Regions from separate parts of the Homo sapiens genome. Here regions 1, 3 and 4 are each linked to region 2. A link is a loop called in an ENCODE intact Hi-C map of the cell type or tissue named here. Cell type or tissue: mammary epithelial cell. All regions are shown on one strand.

Evidence for each region. Hi-C counts contacts between places; a loop is a spot of excess contacts. Peaks named below come from ENCODE experiments on the same cell type or tissue, not always from the same donor. Only the 100,000 strongest peaks of a DNase experiment are listed, where the experiment ranks them.
Region 1: a loop joins it to region 2, with 5 times the contacts of the local background. A loop is called at or near these places in 3 of 110 quality-filtered maps.
Region 3: it touches region 2 in a loop (6-fold over the local background); 6 of 110 quality-filtered maps call a loop at or near these places.
Region 4: it touches region 2 in a loop (9-fold over the local background); 104 of 110 quality-filtered maps call a loop at or near these places.

What each region holds. Positions count from the first base shown.
Region 1 is chr1:179,222,519-179,227,518 of GRCh38, forward strand. All of the region lies in intron 1 of ABL2 (ABL proto-oncogene 2, non-receptor tyrosine kinase), which reads right to left. Among named protein-coding and RNA genes, the nearest start is that of ABL2, 4.7 kb to the right of the region's middle. In mammary epithelial cell, no CTCF peak of the experiment used is centred here; no DNase peak of the experiment used is centred here.
Region 2 is chr1:178,529,668-178,534,667 of GRCh38, forward strand. It overlaps LOC105371631 (a long non-coding RNA gene), which reads right to left and starts at 3,065. Exons shown (of 5, transcript XR_922310.3): 1 at 2,669-3,065. In mammary epithelial cell, a CTCF peak has its summit at 2,826 (motif pointing right); DNase peaks (open chromatin) are centred at 244, 514 and 2,814; H3K27ac peaks cover 69 bases.
Region 3 is chr1:179,191,461-179,196,460 of GRCh38, forward strand. All of the region lies in intron 1 of ABL2 (ABL proto-oncogene 2, non-receptor tyrosine kinase), which reads right to left. Among named protein-coding and RNA genes, the nearest start is that of ABL2, 36 kb to the right of the region's middle. In mammary epithelial cell, a CTCF peak has its summit at 2,563; no DNase peak of the experiment used is centred here.
Region 4 is chr1:179,000,378-179,005,377 of GRCh38, forward strand. No RefSeq gene overlaps it. Among named protein-coding and RNA genes, the nearest start is that of FAM20B, 23 kb to the right of the region's middle. RefSeq lists a silencer at 2,559-2,658. In mammary epithelial cell, CTCF peaks have their summits at 25 and 2,496 (motif pointing left); no DNase peak of the experiment used is centred here.

The DNA.
Region 1 (5,000 bases), 690 kb after region 2:
TAGGTGGGATTATAGGTGCGCGCCACCATGCCCAGCTAATTTTTGTATTTTTAGCAGAGACAGGGTTTCACCATGTTGGCCAGGATGGTCTCGATCTCCTGATCTCGTCATCCACCCACCTCGGCCTCCCAAAGTACTGGGATTACCAGCATGAGCCACCGCGCCTGGCCTGAAACTCACCAGGAACCCACAAACTGGTTACACCTTATGATTTATTTTGACAAAAATCATGTCAGATCCTTTAAAGATGATATTCAGAGGAATATATTTAAAATACCTTTAAAATAACAACAACAACAAAAAAAAAACAGGCCGGGCACAGTGGCTCACGCCTGTAATCCTAACACTTTGAGAGGCTGAGGTGGGCGGATCATTTGAGGCCAGGAGTTCGAGACAAGTGTGACCAACATGGTGAATCCCCATCTCTACTAAAATACAAAAATTAGCCAGGTGTGGTGGCAGCCGCCTGTAATCCCAGCTACTCGGGAGGCTGAGGCAGGTGAATTGCTTGAACCCAGGAGGAGGAGGTTGCAGTGAGCCAAGATCGCGCCACTGCACTCCAGGCTGGGAGACAGAGCAAGGCTCCCTCTCAAAAAAAAAAAAAAAAAAAAAAGTCCAGATGCAGGGCCTCATGTCTGTAATCCCAGCACTTTGGGAGGCCAAGGTGGGAGAATCACTTGAGCCTAGGAATTTAAGACCAGCCTGGCCCAGTACAGCAAGACCCCATCTCTACAGAAAAATTTAAAAATTAGCCAGGCATGGTAGCACGCACCTATAGTCCCAGCTACCCAGAAGGCTGAGTCAGGAATGGCTTCAGCCAGGAGTTTGAGGCTGCAGTGAGCTATCATCATGCCACAGCACTCCAGCCTAGGCAACAGAGCAAGACCCTGTCTCAAAAAAAAAAAAAAACCACCTAAGTAAATAAATAAACTATCGAATAAAGCAGGCTGAAGACCCTTACAGAGAAACTTCAGACTTCATCACTTTACTTGGAATTTTACTGCCAAGTGGGCTATGAGAACAGAATCTGTACCACAACTTATTACTTTGCTAAAAATATGGACCCCAACTACACATCTATAACTTACACAGATTTGGAGATTAATAAAAATCTAACAGCTGATTTTTTTTTAAAAGTTTAGTCTGCAGGATTGGCACTCAAGAAAAAAAGAAAAATAAATAAAAATAAAAAATGAAGTTTAGTTCTTATATTAAGTCACCACAATTAAAATTCCCTCACAACAGCCTTCCTGTGCTTTCCATAGCATCGTTTTCAACCTGGGGTGCCAACAGCCTTCATTCCACAAAGATTAAAACATGAACTACTGGCCGGGTGCGGTGGCTCACACCTGTAATCTCAGGACTTTGGGAGGGCAAGGCAGGCAGATCACTTGAGCCCAGGAGTTCAAAACCACCATGGGCAACATGGCAAAACTCTGTCTCTACAAAAAAAAAAAAAAAATAGAAAGGCATGGTGGCGTGCACCTATAGTCCCAGGTATTCAGGAGGCTGAGAGGTGAGAGGATCACTTGAGTCTGGGAGGTCAAGGCTGCAGTGAGCCATGATCTCGCCAATGCACTCCAGCCTGGGCAAGAGAGTGAGACCCTACTCACTACAAAAAAAAAAAAAAAAAAAAAAAACTACAGATCCAAAATAAAAAATAAATAAATAAATCAGATCACTTAAAATAATGAGTTTGATTTAAGGAAAAATTTTTGTTATTCCAAACTTCATAATGTAAGGGTTTTTGTTTGTTGGTTTTTTTGGAGACGGAGTCTTGCTCTGTCGCCCAGGCTGGAGTGCAGGTGCGCGATCTCGGCTCACTGCAAACTCCGCCTCCGGGGTTCAGGGGATTCTCCTGTCTCAGCCTCCTGAGTAGCTGGGACTATAGGTGCCCGCCACCACACCTGGCTAATTTTTGTATTTTTTTAGTAGAGACAGGGTTTCACCATGTTGGCCAGGCTGATCTCGAACTCCTGACCTCAGGTGATCTGCCCACGTCGGCCTCCCAAAGTGCTGGGATTATAGGTGTGAGCCACCACGCCCAGCCTAAAGTTAATTTTTAATAGAATTTTTAGAAAATGAGAGAGGGAAGCTAAAGTAAAATCATTCAGCTGTTAAAAGGTATGTGAGATATTCAACAGCAAGTAAGTATTCAACCCTAGATTATTAGTCATGAAACATCAGCTCACCAGAAAGGTTTAATAGCAGAGCTTGCCTCTCGCAGTGGCTCACGCCTATAATCCCAGCACTTTGGGAGGCCGAGGCAGAGTATCACCTGAGCCTAGGAGTTTGAGACCAGCCTGAGCAACATAGTGAGACCTCCGTCTCTACAAAAAAAAAAAAAAAAACACAAAATTACCCAGGTGTGATGGCGTGTGCCTGTAGTCTCAGCTCCTCGGGAGGCTGAGGCAGGAGGATTGCTTGAGTCCAGGAGTTTAAGGCTGCAGCGATCTACGATCGCAGCACTGCACTCCAGCCTGGGTGGCAGAGCAAGACCTTTCTCTAAAATAAAACATAAAATAAAAGAGTTGACAAAAAAAATAGCAGATCTCAGAAAAGTCACACAGCACTCACTCCTTTCATACCAAAAATGGCTCTATTATTTTTGTTCCTTCTAAATTACATTCACAAAAATCACTTTTGGCAAGGCAAATTATTATCACAGCTTACCCACATATTATTAACGATAAAAAATGACCATTTTAGCTAAAGAAAGAAAAGTCCTGGACTCTGATAAACCATTTCCATAATGTATGTACCTTTTTACTGATTAACTAAATGTATTATTTGGCTTATATTAAAACCTACATGTAAACCCAAGAGTCTAACAGACCTAACATTCATATATGAAATTATGTGCTAATACCTCAATATGGCAAACTCAAGACAGTAATTTGTACACTAGATTCGAGCACCTACATTTACCATGTAAAGGTCAAATGATACATCCACTGAGAAGCTTTCGAATCTAATTCATTCATTCATTCATTCAATTCAGAATCTATCACATTTCTAAGTGGTGTCCTCAACTAGGGGCAATTCTGCCCCCCAAGAGATTTAACAATGTCTGGAGGCATTTTTATAACAAGTAAGGGGCAAAAAGAAGGTGCTACTGGCATCTAGTGGGTAGAGTCCAGGGATGCTGCTAAACATCCTACAATGCACAGGACAGCCCCCCAAAACACAGAATTAGCCAGCCCAAAATATCAATGCCGCCGAGGTTAAGAAACTATGACGTGGCCGGAAGCGGTGGCTCATGCCTGTAATCCCAGCACTTTGGGAGGCCGAAGAGGGCGGATCATGAGGTCAGGAGATCAAGACCATCTTGGCTAACACGGTGAAACCCTGTCTCTACTAAAAATACAAAAAAAAATTAGCCGGGCGTGGTGGCAGGTGCCTGTAGTCCCAGCTGCTCGGGAGGCTGAGGCAGGAGAATGGCGTGAACCCGGGAGGCGGAGCTTGCAGTGAGCCGAGATCGCGCCACTGCACTCCAGCCTGGGCGACAGAGTGAGACTCCGCCTCAAAAAAAAAAAAAAAAAAAAAAAAAAAGAAACTATGATGTACAGAAAAAAACTTTTTAAACCCATCTGTCTAAAAAACAGTACTCACTGCACCTTTGTTTCCTATATTATTTGCTAATTCCTTTCTTTTCATACTAGTCTTTGGCAATAAACTCGACCTATTCCCATTTTTTCAATCAGCTTCTAACTTCCAAACTTGTCAATAGAATCTTCATCATCCCAGTTAGCCAGGTTCTAAATCCTGGTGTCATCTTTGAATTATCCCTACTTTTTTTTTTTTTTTTTTTTTGAGACAGAGTCTCGCTCTGTCACCCAGGCTGGAGTGGCGCGATCTTGGCTCACTGCAACCTCCACCTCCCGGGTTCAAGCGATTCTCCTGTCTCAGCCTCCTGAGTAGCTAGGACTACAGGCGCGTGCCACCATGCCCAGCTAATTTTTCTATTTTTAGTACAGACGAGGTTTCACCATGTTGCTCAGGCTGGTCTCGAACTCCTGACCTCATGATCTGCCCACCTCGGCCTCCCACAGTGCTGGGATTACAGGCGTGAGCCACCGCACCTGGCCGAATTACTCCTGTTTTTAATAATAACAGTAGTATTAGTAATGGCAGCAGCTACACACATTTAGCTCATACTATGTGCCCAGCCACTATTCATTTAATACTAGGTACTATTATTATCACCACTTTACAAATGAAGAGTCCAAGACACAAAAAGTTAAATAACTTGTCCCAGGTCACAAAGCTCATAAGCAGCCAAGCAAGGTTTCAAATCCAGGAAAAATGGGTCCAGAGTTCATGCCCTTAACAAATACTCCAAAGTGATCTCTCTTCTTTCATCCTCTATCAAATCATAAAGTCCTTTAAGTTCCAAAGGGCAGGGACTCTGTTATGTTCACAGCAACATTCCCACAATCCAGTACATAACAGGTGCTCAAAAAAAACCCTTGTTTGTTGAATGAATGAAAGGACCCTTGAAATTACTCCTCCCATTTCCACTGCCACCACTCAAGGCCAGTCTTTCAGGTAAAGACTAGCCAATCAGGTAAATGGATATAAACTTCTCTGCCAGATTTTCCATAACCCAGTCCCATCCAGCCTATCAAAATTTTCTTTCTACTGCTTCTTAATTAGAATCATAAAATCTTAAAACCAGAAAGTATCTTAGAGATCATCCAGTCCAACCTCCTCACTTTACAGATAAAGAAACCCAAAGATGGTGACTAAAATCACCCAGGCAGGTGGAGCCAGAACCAGAACTTGACTCTTCCAATTTTTGCTCTATGATCTTTTTCTTCCAACTCATAATGATGCTTCATTCCTGACAGCTGTCTCCTCACTAGCCCATCAACAAATTATATCTATTCCCATGTTCCCGTTCAAGTTGTTTCTTCTACCCAAATTGTTCTCCCTCTCCATAGATCCAAATCCTCAAAATGTCTTCCTATTCCATTCTTCATGACTTCCTCTTTCTTGGA
Region 2 (5,000 bases):
CTCTCTGAGACTCAGCATATTCCTCCAGAATGTAGGGGTGATAACATCTAGTTAATAGGAGTGTTGTGAGAATTAAATGAGTATATATGGAGGAATTAGATTTTTTAAAAACTGTTGTGTTGACAGTAACCATGAGGTCAGAGTTGCCTTTCCTGGATCAAAGGCCTTCCATTCACAGACCCAGTTTTCTGACACATTGACTAACACTTATCATGTCGAGGCCTGCAATGAAATGAATTTTGATCTACCTTAAAAAATAAACAAATGACTTACAGTTATTTTGAGAGGAGGTAGGAAATAAAATAATAGGAAAACGTGAGTGGGTGGGGATCAGGACTGGCTATTCTAGAGGACAGGGGTGGGTCCCTTGTAACACAGCATCTCACTCCTGTCAACCTGGTGGCCAATGACAACAGAGTGAGGGGCAGTTGGCTCACCCCAGCCCTCCCATAGGTAACAGGTGCGGCAGCCCCAGGCCTTGACGCATGTGGTCATCAGAGAAACATGAGGGTGAGTCATCTGGGAGCAATTAAGAGGGGAGGCCCAGGAGGAGGCCAGACTGTGTCATCCATCCCATCACTGCCACAGCACTGGCCCAGTGCCCACTCACAACATTCCTTCTCCTGGGTCACAGGCCACAGGCCAGCCCAGAAGGTGGCTGAGGATGGGCTCAGGCATCCAACACTTCTGACTGGGGCCCAGATCCATCTCTCTTAAACTCAGCAGCTCTGAGGATCCCCCAATTCCATGGCAACGGGCTGCCTACCCACCTTCCCAAGGGGTGCTACTCTGACTTGCCACAGTCTAGTCTCAGCAAACTGAAGCTGTCCTTTAAAAACATAAATTAGAACATGTCACTCTTCAGCTCAGAACTTTCCAGTGTTTTCCCACTTCTCTCAGAGCAAAATGCAAAGTCAATGGTTCACAAAGCCCTACAGGATCCGCCCTGCTGCCTTCCCCATCCCTAACCCTGTACAGTATTTCACTTGCACTTTCTAGCCATGCTGGTTTCTTTGTTTTTCTTCAAACACAACACATACCCTCTTGCCTCAGGGCCTCTGCACTTGCAAACCCTACCCCCTCTCACCACCCTGCCACCACCATCACTAGAATTCTCAGCCTTCCAGTCGGCCAGCTCCCTCGCCTCAAAGTTACCTTCTCAGTGGCCCCCAGTCCCAGCATTCCTTATCTCTCTTACTGTCTGCTTTATTTTTCTCTCCAGCACTCTTGTCACCAACTCACATACCATACAGTTTACTTATTTGTTTATTGTCTGTCTTTTTCTACGAGAATCTAAGCTTTTTGAGTGTGGAGATTTTGTTTCTGTCACTGCCATATCCCAGGGCCCAGAACAGTGCCAGGCACTAGCAGGGGATCGATAAGCACCTGTCGAAAGGCCACGTGGACATCAAGAGACTTACCATCTACTGGGCACTGAGGGTTCTGGGCTAAGAGCTTTTCTAATATTATTTATTTCATTTTTTTTTCTTTTGAGACAGAGTCTTGCTCTGTCCCCCAGGCTGGAGTACAGTGGCGTGATCTCCGCTCACTGCAACCTCCGCCTCCCGGGTTCAAGCAATTCTCCTGCCTCAGCCTCCCGAGTAGCTGGGATTACAGGTGCCTACCACCACACCTGGCTGATTTTTGTATTTTTAGTAGACACAGGGTTTCACCATGTTGGCCAGGTTGGTCTTGAACTCCTGACCTTGTGATCTGCCTGCCTCAGCCTCCCAAAGTGTTGGGATTACAGGCGTGAGCCACCACGCCTGGTTATTTATTTCATTTTATACTTATGACAACCCTGTGAAGTCCCTCTGTCATTCTATGCAGCCGTTGAAATTGTCATTCTTGCCATTTTATACAGGATGAAATAAACTCAGAGAGAAGGTAATGAGCATAATCTGTCTGAGGTCACAGGATACGTGGCAGAGCTGAAATTCGAATCCTAGCATTCTGACTTCAGAACCTGTTTCCTGGACACTCTGGCTTCTCTCGATGTGGTCCCCGGCCCGGCAGCATCAGCACTGTCTGGGAGCTTGTGGGAGGTGCAGCATCTCAGGCTCTACCCCAGACCTACTGAATCAGAATCTGCATTTTCACAATACTTCCTGGGTGAGCCCTTCCAGGGCACACTAAAGTCACCACTATAAGCAATGGGATCTGCTGTATGGAAAACAGGGGGCCTCGCTCTGAACAAGGGGCTGCCCACGGCCTGGGGGTCATTCCCCTGCCATTACCGCCCCCCGCCCTACCCAGGAGCGCTCCCCTGTCTGCTGTTGCAATCCTGAAAGAAGGCTGAGAAGGGCTTGGTGCAGGTAGTGAGGCTTTAGGCTTCCTCTTCAGCTGCCCACGGGCCTCTGTCGGAGGGCCAGATTTCGTGTTGATCAGGGAAGGCTCAGCCCCTGCCTGTGTGTGAGAGCCAGGCCTGTCATGGACAGGGCTGTTGGAGAAAACGCTCCCCGTTCACTTAGGGAGCAGCAGGCTGCACCTCTCAAAAGCAGGCAGAGAGCCAATTTGACATCAGAGGTACAGCGCTGAGCCCGGGCAAGAAGCCATTTCCCCTTGACACTTCTCAGGCACTTGGACCAGGAAGGCTGTTAAAACAAAAACAAAACCTACTCTCATTTAGGTTATTAATGCCTGGGAGCCCTGACACTCATTTTATTACCAGGAGCCACCTTTGGTCTTGACATTCACTAAGGAGTGGGCCTGGAATAAAACCAGAAATCCCCATTCTCAGTCTGCCCCAAGCCCTCCAATTCCGAGGGCGCTGTATGTATAAGCTCGGGCAGGCAAAAGTCGACTGTGAGAACACGCCAGCAGAGGGCGCTGTGGCCCCATCAGTCCCTGCCCACTGAACTCTCCAGAAGGAAAAGCGGCAAGGATGCAAACAAGAAAATCAGACCAGACTGGGAGTCTAGACCCTGCGTCCCACGCGGTCCCACCATGGCTTCCTCTTTGGAATTTTCAGGGGGACCCAGGAAGACTGACACCGCTGATCTGTGCCTACAGGAAAGCCAGTGGCCCCTCACAGAGGGATCAGTTCCAAAAGGACACCCCAAATCCGTATTCGGAACTCACAATAAAGGGACTTCCATTCATTCCTTTATTTACTTAACTAGCATTTGTTGAGTACCTGCAATGGGCCAGGTACAGGGCTGGACGAGGTGTTTTTTCCATAAAATGATGCTGTGACAATGGTTAGATTCCAAGTTTGCTGCCCCACCCCGCCCCGCCAAAAAAAAACTGTTTTATATCTTTAATGGAATGAGACTATTTTCTGTTTTAGGGTCAGAGAAAAGGAATAGGGGAAGGACAGTGTGGAGAAGAGAGAGAAAGGAAGGGAGACAAGTAGGAGCGAGAGGACTGGAGAGAAAAAGAAGCTGGGTTTCAATCCCATCATGGTATATATATATTTATAATTATTTTATTATTTTTCCTCCTGAGTAAAAAAAATAGTACCGAGTAGTTGGGACTACAGGTGCATGCCAACATACCTGGCTAATTTTTAATTCTTTTTGTAGAAACAGGGTCTCACTATGTTGTCCAGGTTGGTCTCAAACTCCTGGCCTCAAGTGATCCTCCTGCCTCAAGCCTCAGCCAAAGCTCAGGATTACAGGCGAAGCCACTGCACCCGGCCCTGGTGTACACAAAATACTGAACCATAAAAGGTTTGGTTTTGGCATCATCCTATTTCCCTTTCTAGACCTGGACCCGAGACTTATCTCTGCAGAGCACAGCATTATGTGAGGCGCCCCAAAGCCAAGTGTCTGCAGCTGCTGCTCTTCCCAGCTCAGTGTTGGTAGGAGCTCAATCTCTTAAAAGAAAGCACCCTGATATGGGACAGACCAGCCCTCCCAGGGACTTTGCACATCTTTTTTTTTTTTTTGAGTGAAACAGGGTCTTGCTCTGTTGTCCTGGCTAGAATGAAGTGACACAATCATGGCTCACTGCTGCCTCAACCTCCTGGGTTCAAGTGATCCTCCTGCCTCAGCCTCCTGAGTATCTAGGGCTACAAGCACATGCCCAGCTAATTTTAAAATATTTTTTATTGTAGAGGCGGAGATCTCACCACGTTGCCTTGGCCGGTCTCCAACCCCTTGTGAGCTCAAGTGATCCTCCCACCTCGGCCTCCCAAAGTGCTGTGATTATAGGTGTGAGCCCTTACACCCAGCCTGTTTGCATCTTTTAATGAGTACCCAAATTAACCTCTAATTGGTAAGTTCCCAGGCAGTGGGCTGGAGGGGAGTGACAATTTCAGACTGTGCTGAGGATGGAATTTGGAAGCAAATTAGAGTTAGGGGCTGGGATGGAAAGATCATTGGCAAGTTAGGGGGTTTGCAGATCAGGGGTAAATATCTCTAGCAGTTTTGAGTGACTTCAGTGTCATTCTGCATGTGTGCTTGGGTGAGGCCAGAGACAGAAGGTCAGTTCAGGGAAAAGGCTGGAAGCCAGAGAACTGCTGAGCTGGGAGAAAGGCCTCAAGGTAATGGGGCTGCAGCAGGCCTGACTCTCCAGGGGCCACCACCTGAGAGCCCTCCCCATGCAGCATGGTTCTCCAGCTGGTTCTCTAGCATTTTGCCCTGCAGAACAGATGCCCTTGCTGCCAAATTGCCCACACAGCAGTTCCCTGTGGTCAGGAGAGACTTGCTCAGAAAGTCCTGCCTCAGCGGCTGTGAGCTGGGCTCTGGGAGCCTGGGTCTTTCCTAAAGAGCCTGCTGTAGGAGGTGAGCAGAGCCTAACAGGCCCGGGGACACAGTTGTGCCAGGGCCATGCAAGGACAGATTCCCTTCCCACCGCAAGCCAGGTTTTGCCATGGCACTGCATGCTAAAGTCCTCCATTAGGATGAAACTTAGTCATCGCGCACATGGATCTCCTCCTCTGCCTCCCAGGGGATCCCAATTAAGAAGCCCCCCTGCTTGCTGTTCCTTTGAAAAGTTCTGCTGGCTGTGCAGGAAGCGGGGCAGGGGAGGAGGAGACCTGCCTGCTCACCAGGCCT
Region 3 (5,000 bases), 660 kb after region 2:
CCCAGGCTGGAGTGCAAAGGCACAATCTCGGCTCACTGCAACCTCTGTCTCCTGGGTTCAAGCGATTCTCTTGCCTCATCCTCCCAAGTAGCTGGGATTACAGGCATGTGCCACCATACCCAGCTAATTTTTTGTATTTTTAGTAGAGATAGGGTTTCACCGTGTTGTCCAGGCTGGTCTTGAACTCATTACCTCAGGTGATATCCACCCACTTCGGCCTCCCAAAGTGCTGGGATTACAGGCATGAGCCACCTTGTCCGGCCTCTGAAATTACTTCATATATACATATTCTGCTATCATTTAAATAATCAACACTCTGTAAAGGTTTTTAAAAATCACTAAAGAGTTTTCAAAACAATTACTAAGAAACAGTCTGTGTCATGTTAAATGACAGATGGAACAATTACTCAATTGAAATGAGACAGAAAATCTGACAATCAATTGGAAACTGTCATATAAAAATTAAGGTTGGACCTAAGCAAAAGCATTACAAATGGTTTTTCCTTTGCTTTTATATTCTCTTTAAGAAAAATACATTTAATTGCAAACAAAGTATAAAGCAGAAGAGTAACTTATACTTGGTGACATTTTACCATTCCCCTACAGTCAAAATATAACAAAATATTTGAACCAATCATATTTCACTCCTTGGTTAGTCACGTATATAGCAGGGACTCTATACTCAGTAGTTACAGATTTAGTTACGAAAAACAATCCACAGGAATACCTTGGCTCTCACTCTACCAAAGGTAGATATGGCTGGCATCTTGAGCATGCTAGTCAATCTATCCAAATGCACAACTACTCATATCCCACCACTCTCTAGCTGTTTCCTATTTCATTTCATTAGGGAGACAGAGACAAACCAAAAAATATGATAAGAGAATGTCAAATGTGGAATGTCAAACCCTTCCACCAACACTGTTATCTCCATAACATCCTATAAAATTATCACTCAAGCTCGAATTACAACAAACTCTCAATAAATCCTAGACCACTTTTATTCTCACTGGACAAATAAATATCCTTGTTCTTGTCCCACACTGCCTGAATTTCCATTTTCCAAGTCATGTTATCATAATGGCACACCAATTCACCCATTTGTTGTACCTGTAAGTACCAGAAAAATCAAGTAAATTAACTCAAGCAGGTTGAGTTAAATCTGACAATTGACTTAACCTTTAATTACTTATGTGCCAGACATAAAAGAATGAAACACATGGCATGCAGAAAAACTGTACAATCACATCACATAGAAAAAATTTTAAAACTAGGTTAAGTAAATTAATAAATTTTGGTTATTCAAAGTATGTTCTGAAACATTAAGTCTGATAACTTCTTCCTAATAAATACAAGAGTCTGAATTATTTTCTTAAAATTTTGCTATTTCAAGTACAGAACTTTTCACGTATTTTTCTTTAAAGCATTAAGTCACACTGTATTATGTCTATTTGAATTACTACTTAAATTACTAGAAAGAAATCAAGATAACATTAAACTCTTAAAATATCTTTGGTAACAGAATGAATTATCTTCTGCGTTGTTGTCTATATCAAAGGTCATATCATATTTCATACTTTTCTAAGGTAAACATTTAAACAGCATACATGGTATGATGGAGAAAATTATACAAACTCACACCAAATATCAGCCTTTCTGAATTTCCAAAAAAGGGCACAACTTGCAAAAAAAAATGAGAACCATAATTTTCATGTATCAAGAAAAAAAATATAATAATCTGTTTTTCTAAAGTGCCCGAAGAAGTCAATTTGTGGCAACACTACCAGAAAAAGTGGCCAATGAAATCACACAAAATTTCTAAACTTTAAAAATGTACTAGGCTCTTTCTAAAGGTGAATATTATTGTCAAATCAGTAACTCAAACCAGCCCTAAATGTCTGCTTTTTTTTTTTTCAGGTAAGCAAGTGGGATTTAATTTTTTGTTTGTTTGTTTCTTTTTTGAGACAGAGTCTCATTCTGTCACTCAGGCTGGAGTGCAATGGCGCAATCTTGACTCACTTGCAACCTCTGCCTCCTGGGTTCAAGCAATTCTCCTGCTTCAGCCTCCCAAATAGCTGGGATAACAAGCGCCTGCGACCACGCCCACCTAATTTTTTGTATTTTTAGTAGAGATGGGGTTTCACCATGTTCACCAAGCTAGTCTTGAACTCCTGACCTCAAGTGATCCACCCTCCTTGGCCTCTCAAAGTGCTGGGATTACAGGTGTGAGCCACCGTGCCTGGCCTAATTTTTTGTTGCTGTTGTATTTTGTTTTTTTGGTTTTTTTTGGAGACGGAGTCTCGCTCTGTCGCCCAGGCTGGAGTGCAATGGCGCGATCTCGGCTCACTGCAAGCTCCATCTCCCAGGTTCACGCCATTCTCCTGCCTCAGCCTTCTGAGTAGCTGGGACTACAGACGCCCGCCACCATGTGGCCCAGCTAATTTTTTGTATTTTTTTAGTAGAGATAGGGTTTCACCTTGTTAGCCAGGATGGTCTCGATCCTGGCCAAATTTTTAAGTGATAGCAACAACTGGATTTTCTTCCTAAGTACTGGAGTATCCCCTAGTGGACTGGTGAGGAACAGTTTTTTGACTTACTAATCAAACTCTGTCATAATAAATTCACTTTTTTATAATCTCACCTAAATATCTTTTTTCCCATGGTCAAAACAGAGTTAACATTAGTTTTCATAAATTTCATAATTTTGACTACAGTGAAGGTCCTACAAGGTAGAAACACATTTTTTTTGACAAATACCATTTCCAGTGTTTCAAATACAATAACCTCTTTCAAGAATCTTGTTACATGAGCACGAATTTAGTAAGTGAAAAATCAATCATCCTTAATAGTTTCCTAACGGGCAAAGGAAGTTTTTATGGAAATTAAACTACTTCACTGAACTAAATGTCAACAATCAAATCATGAACATTAAGTAGAGTGCTTCCTAAAGAGCCAGGGGTTATCAAAGATAAATTTGAGAAACTACTGATGGAGGCTTGAAAATGATTTTTTTACATATCATATAATTTCTGCTAACATGGAATAAGGATTTCTAAAAAACAATTTTTAAGGTATCAACACACTATTTACACACATATTAAAACTCTACACACAAAACACTTCATATTTCTGCAAATAATTAAAATCCACTGAAGAATACAAGGGCTCCAGCTAGCAGTATGACTGGAACCTTGTGAGAGACCCTGAGCTAGAACCACCCAGCTAAGCCACTCTCAGATTTCTGACACTCAGAATAAATGTTGTTTGTTTTAAGCTGCTAAATTTGGGAATAACTGGTTACTCAGGAACAAATATGTTGCGTTTAATATGCTTAAAGAAAAAAAGAGGGTAATGATAGTAAGAAGAAAATGGCACTATAAAACAAAGACCAACAAGTCAACAACAAAAAAGCAAACAGATTCAAAAATGGGCAAAGGACTTAAAAATTTCTCGAAAACAGATACACAAATAGCCAATAAACACTTGTTAAAAAATGCCCAACATCACTAATAATTAGGGAAATGCATATCAAAACGACAATGAGAGGCCAGGCATGGTGGCTCACGCCTGTAATCCCTGCATTTTGGGAGCCTGAGGCAGGTGGATTACCTGAGGTCAGGAGTTCCAGACCAGCCTGGCCAACAAGGTGAAACCCCATCTCTACTAAAACTACAAAACTTACCCGGGCATGGCAGTGCATTCCTGTAGTCCCAGCTACTCAAGAAGCTGAGGCAAGAGAATCGCTGGGACCCAGGAGACTGAGGTTGCAGTGAGCTGAGATCGCACCACTGCACTCCAGCCTGGGCAACACAGTAAAACTCTGTCTCAAAAAAAACAAAAAACAAAAAAACAGTGAGATACCACATCACAGCCATTAGGATGGCTATTACTAAAACACACACGAACACAGAAAATAACAAATGTTGGTGAGGGTATGGAGAAACTAGAACCCTTGTGCATTATTGGTGGGAATATAAAATGGTAAAGCCACTATGGAAGACAGTATGGTGGTTCCTCAGAAAAATTAAACATAGAATTACTGTATGATCCAACAATTTCACTTCTGTATATATATATTCAAAAGAATTGAAAGCAGGAACTCAGATATACTTGCATGCCCATGTTCACTGCAGCATTAGTCACAATAGCCAAAAAGTGGAAGCAATCAAAGTAGTCCATAAAGAGATGAGTGGATAAAGAAAATGGGCTACATACACACCATTAAATATCATTCAGCCCTTAAATAAAAAAAAAGAAATTCTCCTGCACGTTACAACACAGATGTACCTTGAAGATTAAGTTAAATGAAATGAGCCAGTTACAAAAGGGCAAATACTATATGATTCCATTTATATGAGGAACCTAGAGTAGTCAAACTCATAAAGGCAGAAAGTAAAATGTGGTTGCCAAGGGCTAGAGGAAATTATAAAACGGGGAATTATAATTTAACAGATGCAGAGCTTCAGTCTGGAAGAAGAAAAGAGTTCTGGAGATGGATGGTGGTCATGTATGGTTATATGGTAGTGATGGATGGTTACACAACAGTATGAAAAGAGCAATGGCTCACGCTTGTAATCCTAGCACTTTGGCAGGCCGAGGTGGACGGATCACTTGAGGCCAGGAGTTCCTCCCCAAATCCAAGTTCCTAGATGCCAGCCAAGGGCCAACCTTGCAAGCAGACCTCGCTAAGCATATCAGTCTCAATCAGGCCTGCTATGTTAATTCTTTCTGCACAACTGAGATGTTCTCTTTGGAAATAACATGGTTTTTTGTCTTGTTTTTGGAGTTCTGTGTTTTTCTATTCAAAATGCACCCCCATTTCCTGTCACTTTAACTAAAATTACCTTATTGAAATTTGTATCTTTTTTGTAACTTATCAGCTACTTATGCCCAAGTTTTAAAACATTTACAAGCCACAAATATGGTGGATACACTATGGGATGATTAAATTATTTGTCTGTACTTAAGTAGAATACCTATGAGAAAAATCCCTTTAAGAT
Region 4 (5,000 bases), 470 kb after region 2:
GGAGTCTCCCTCTGCTGCCAGGCTGGAGTGCAGTGATGCAATCTCGGCTCACTGCAACCTCTGCCTCTTGAGTTCAAGCAGTTATACTGCCTCAGCCTCCTGAGTAGCTAGGACTACAAGCGCCCGCCACCATGCCCAGCTAATTTTTGTATTTTTAGTAGAGACGGAGTTTCACCATGTTGGCCAGGATGGTCTTGATCTCTTGACCTCGTGATCTGCCCTCCTTGGCCTCCCAAAATGCTGGGATTACAGGCGTGAGCCACCGTGCCCGGCCTTTTTTTCTTTCTTTCTTTCTTCCTTTTTTTTTTTTTCTGAGATGGAGTTTCGCTGTTGTTGCCCAGGCTGGAGTGCAACGGTGCAATCTCAGCTCAATGCAACCTCTGCCTCCTGGGTTCAAGCGATTCTCCTGCCTCAGCCTCCTGAGTAGCTGGGATTACAGGCATGCACTACCACGCCTGGATAATTTTTTGTATTTTTAGTAGAGACGGGGTTTTTCCATGTTGGTCAGGCTGGTCTTGAACTCCTGACCTCAGGTGATCCACCCGCCTCGGCCTCCCAAAGTGCTGGGATTACAGGTGTGAGCCACCATGCCTGACCTGTCGTGACTATTCTTAATACTGCTGCGAATACAATTATAAACGCACTGTACATTTATTTATTTGTTGGGATTGAAAAAATAGAATGTATGAAATTCTTGAGTTAACCATAAACCTATAGCAATATTACAGAAATTTTTGATCAACTATGCTGGAAAAAACACTAAATTATCTTTCTATTATTTCTATAGAAAATGGCACTACAAAATTGTTGGCATTTGAAGCGGTCATCAAAGAGTAGGCAGACAGAAGCACATGGAAAAATATTATAGAAGTGTATCAGTTAATAAAAACGTGAATTTTCTGGATTTTGTGATGTTTGTGGTATTTGTCAGCCTTTAAAAATTTATAACTTGATGTCATCTATTTTCTCATTCTAAATATTTACTTTTATATTCAACTTTGTATTTTTTTATTTTGTGTTATTTTTCTTGAAGAGATCTCCAAATTATATAAGCTTCAGACTTCACAAAACTTGATCTGTGCCTGGACTGTGGTGTGGGGCCCAGGGATTTATACCAACAGCCATTCTTGGCCCTCAGCAGCCTCTAGGGTCCCTAGCCCATTCTCCAAAGTCCGCATCCCAGCCCTCATCTCAGGCCCTGAGAGCCATCAACAACATAAGGCTGAGGAACTCTTTGCTTCTCTGGGGAGCAGGAGGGTGGGTGAGCCAGTGAGACATGCATTTGCTGGATTAGACCTCTGGGGACTTTTCCCCCAGCAAAGTCCTGCCTGGCAGGGTGGTTGGCCATTGTGTCAGTACCCACCACCCTCCTGTGAAGGGTGAGCCCCTGGCCCTTGTGGCCTGGGCTGAGGTCTCAACCACCAGCAGCAGTACTTGAGGCTGAGTCTGCTGTAGACTTTAAAAACAGGACTGGTGGCCAGACACAGTGGCTTATGCCTATAATCTCAGCATTTTGGGAGGCCAAGGCAGGAGAATTGCTTGAGCCCAGGAGTTCAAGACCAGCCTGGGCAACATAGGGAAACCTCGCCTCTAGAAAAACTTTTTAAAAGCCAGGCATGGGGCCAGGCGCGGTGGCTCACTCCTGTGATCCCAGCACTTTGGGAGGCCGAGGTGGGAGGATCACTTGAGGTCAGGAGTTTGTGACCAGTCTGGCCACCATGGTGAAGCCCCATATCTACTAAAAATACAAAAATTAGCAGGACGTGGTGGCACATGCCTGTAATCCCAGATACCCGAGAGGCTGAGGCAAGAGAATCGCTTGAACCTGGGAGGCGGAGTTTGCAGTGAGCCAAGAAGGTGCCACTGCACTTCAGCCTGGGCGACAGAGCAAGACCCTATCTCAAAAAATAATTTTTAAAAACCCAGGCATGGTGGCGCATGCCTACAGTCCCAGCTACTCGGGAGGCTGAGGCCTGCTTGAGCCTGGGAAGCCGAGGCTGCAGTGAGCTGTGATCATCCCACTGCACTCCAGCCTGGGTGACAGAGCAATACCCCATCTCCAAAACAAAAACAAAAACAAAAACAAAAAACAGGACCAGCAGGAATAGTCTGCTGTGGATTGGGACCCCTGAATGTTCCAGAGGGATTTAAGTGTGCGGAATTCAGACGTCTTCCCTGTTGTGGCTGGCCTTCCCGCCTCCCCAGCCGTCTGCCCGAATGAGTGCTTACTAATGAGCCAGAGAGCTCTGAGCCGGCCTGTGTAGGGCATCCATGCAGGGCTCCAGGGGCCCCTCTCAGTGAAACAACATGACTGTGAAAACAATCTGCTGCTCTTCTTCTTCACCCTGACCTTGGGTCATTCTGGCGTAAAAGATTACTTTGCTCCCAGCCTCGGGGAAGTTTTTGTACAATTAGCTACAACTCGGCAGAAAGACCCTGCAGAGAGAGCCCTGGGGTCACCAACTCAAGCATGAAAGGACACTGACCCCGTGTGGTCATGTTTGGAGGTGCAGCACGGGGAGAGAGGAAAGGCCCCGGCACGGTCCTTTGGCCAAACGACCCCTGCAGGCCCTCCCTGACCGACCTTGCTCTGTCCCTGCTCACTTCACAAGACCCTGGGGAGAGGACCTGGCCCTATCAGGGCCTGCTGACTCGTTCTCCCCTGGCGAAATGTCCCCACCAGGTGCTCTCAACTCTGGGGTATGACTTCACAGGCCATTTGAGTTCAGATGGGTAAGGCGTGTAGGAAATGAGCTCAAAGGGTAGGATGGATTTTGATGGGGTAAGAAGAGAGTGTTTCTCACTCACCCAAAGCACTGAGCACAGTGTCCCAAACATAATGTGGAGTAAACACGCGCATGCACACGTGCACTTCAGGTGCAGGAGACAGCCTAAGCAGGGGCAGGCAGGCAGGCAGGTATGGAATGTGCATGGAGGGCTGGAGAGTGGAGCTGCTTTTCTGCGGAGATTTCAGGTTAGGTGGAGCACTGAGCTGAATTTTCTAGAAGCTGGATTCCTAAGCCCCAGTTCTGGGCTCTTTCTCTGACCACACAGCTGTGTAGAAGGAAAGGGGCCTGAGTTCTGCCATCTGGGCTAGGAGTCGGTATAGAGCCAGCCAGTTGTAGCATTTCTGATTCCATCTGAATTCCTAACACATCAAAATCAGATTCCATTCTGGACATTCGTTTTTTTGTTGACGCTGTGATTGAGGTCTCATAAAAAGAAGGTGCCATGCCTAGGACAAATGAGGAAGGAGAGGCTCAGAAAAGTTAAATAGCTGTGTCTTAAGTCACAGCCACTCAGTGTGTGAAAAGCCAAGCTGGGGTTTGAACATGATAAAAATACACCATGGCCGCTGGGCTCCAAAGTGCAACCTGCAGCTTCTAAAGGAACTAAAACCTAACTTGTTTCCTTCTCCCCCAGCTCAATCCACTCTCCCCGCTGTAGCAGAGCCATCGCCTCAAGGCAAATTGCATCCCACTGCTCAAAACTGAGCAACTCTTCTCTGGTCTCAGGATAAAAATGGTATGTGTGTCTTGGCTTCACAGACCTCCCTAACCTCACCCCTTGCTCTCGCCACATCACTCGCCATTCTTCCCTCCTGTGACATGGAACTTCAGCCTTGGTTCCATGCCTTGGCCTCCCAAAATGCTGAGATTATAGGCAGTTCCCTAAACAGCCAGCCTCTCAGATGTGGAGGACCTTGATTTGTAAACAAATCACCAGGGGATTTTGATAAAATACAGATTCCAATTCACCAAGCCTGGTTTGGGGGTCCAGGTTCTGAAGCTCTAAGAAGCTCCCAGGTAGTATGAATCTTCCAGGTCCACAGACCACAGGTGAGTAAAGAGGTGCTAAACACACCATGTTCCCCTCACCTTTGACCGCCACCAAACTTCCTTTGATCTGAAACTTTTCTCCTTCCTCCCCAAGGCCCCCTCCTGTATCTTTCACCCGGGTGGTAAGGCTACTTCCTCTCCAGGCCTCAGCTTAGGTGCTGCTGCCTCCCGGAAGTACTCTTAACCCCTTTGAGAATGATTAGGTCATGTCTTATCTGTTAGAGATGCAAATAATCCCAGCACTTTGGGAGGCCAAGGCAGGCAAATCAGCTGAGGTCAGGAGTTTGAATCCAGCCTGGGCAACATGGCAAAACCCCATCTCTACTAAAAATACAAAAATTAGCCAGGCATGGTGATGCACACCTGTAATCCCAACTACTTGGGAGGCTAAGGCACAAGAATCGCTTAAACTTGAGAGGCAGAGGTTGCAGTGAGCAGAGATCGCATCACTGTACTCCAGCCTGAGTGACAGGGCGACACTCTGTCTCAAAAAAAAAAAAAAAAGAAAGAAAGAAAGAAAGAAATGGGTGAAACGGGCCAGGCACAGTGGTTCACACCTGTAATCCCAGCACCTTGGGAGGCCAAGGATCACTTGAGACCAGGAGTTTGAGACCAGCTTGGGCAACATAGTGAGACCCTGTCTCTACAAAAAATACAAAAATTAGCTGGGTGTAGTGGTGCGTGCCTGTAGTCCCGGCTACTCTGGAGGCTGAGGTGAGAGGATCACCAGAGCTGGGGAGATCAAGGCTACAGTGAGCTGTGATTGCTCCACTGTACTACAGACTGGGTGACACAGTGAGACCCTCTCAGAAAAAAAAAAGGAAAAAGAAATGGATGAAATGATAATGATAGGTGGGATTTGTCTTAAAATACTCAAGAAAAAATATGGGAACAGGTACATGAAACAAAAATGGCAAAATGTCGATCATTTTGATTGTTGTTGAAGCTGGGTGATGAATATGTGAGAGCTCATTGTACTATCCTCTCAATATTTGTGTTTGTTTGGAAGTTTTCAAAATAAAAAGCTTTAAAAAAATTTTTAATAGACATAGGGTCTTGCTGTGTTGCCCAAGTTGCTCATGAGCTCCTGGGCTCAGGCAGTCCTCCCACCTTGGCCTCTCAAAGTACTGGGATTACAGGTGTGAGCCACCATACCTAGCC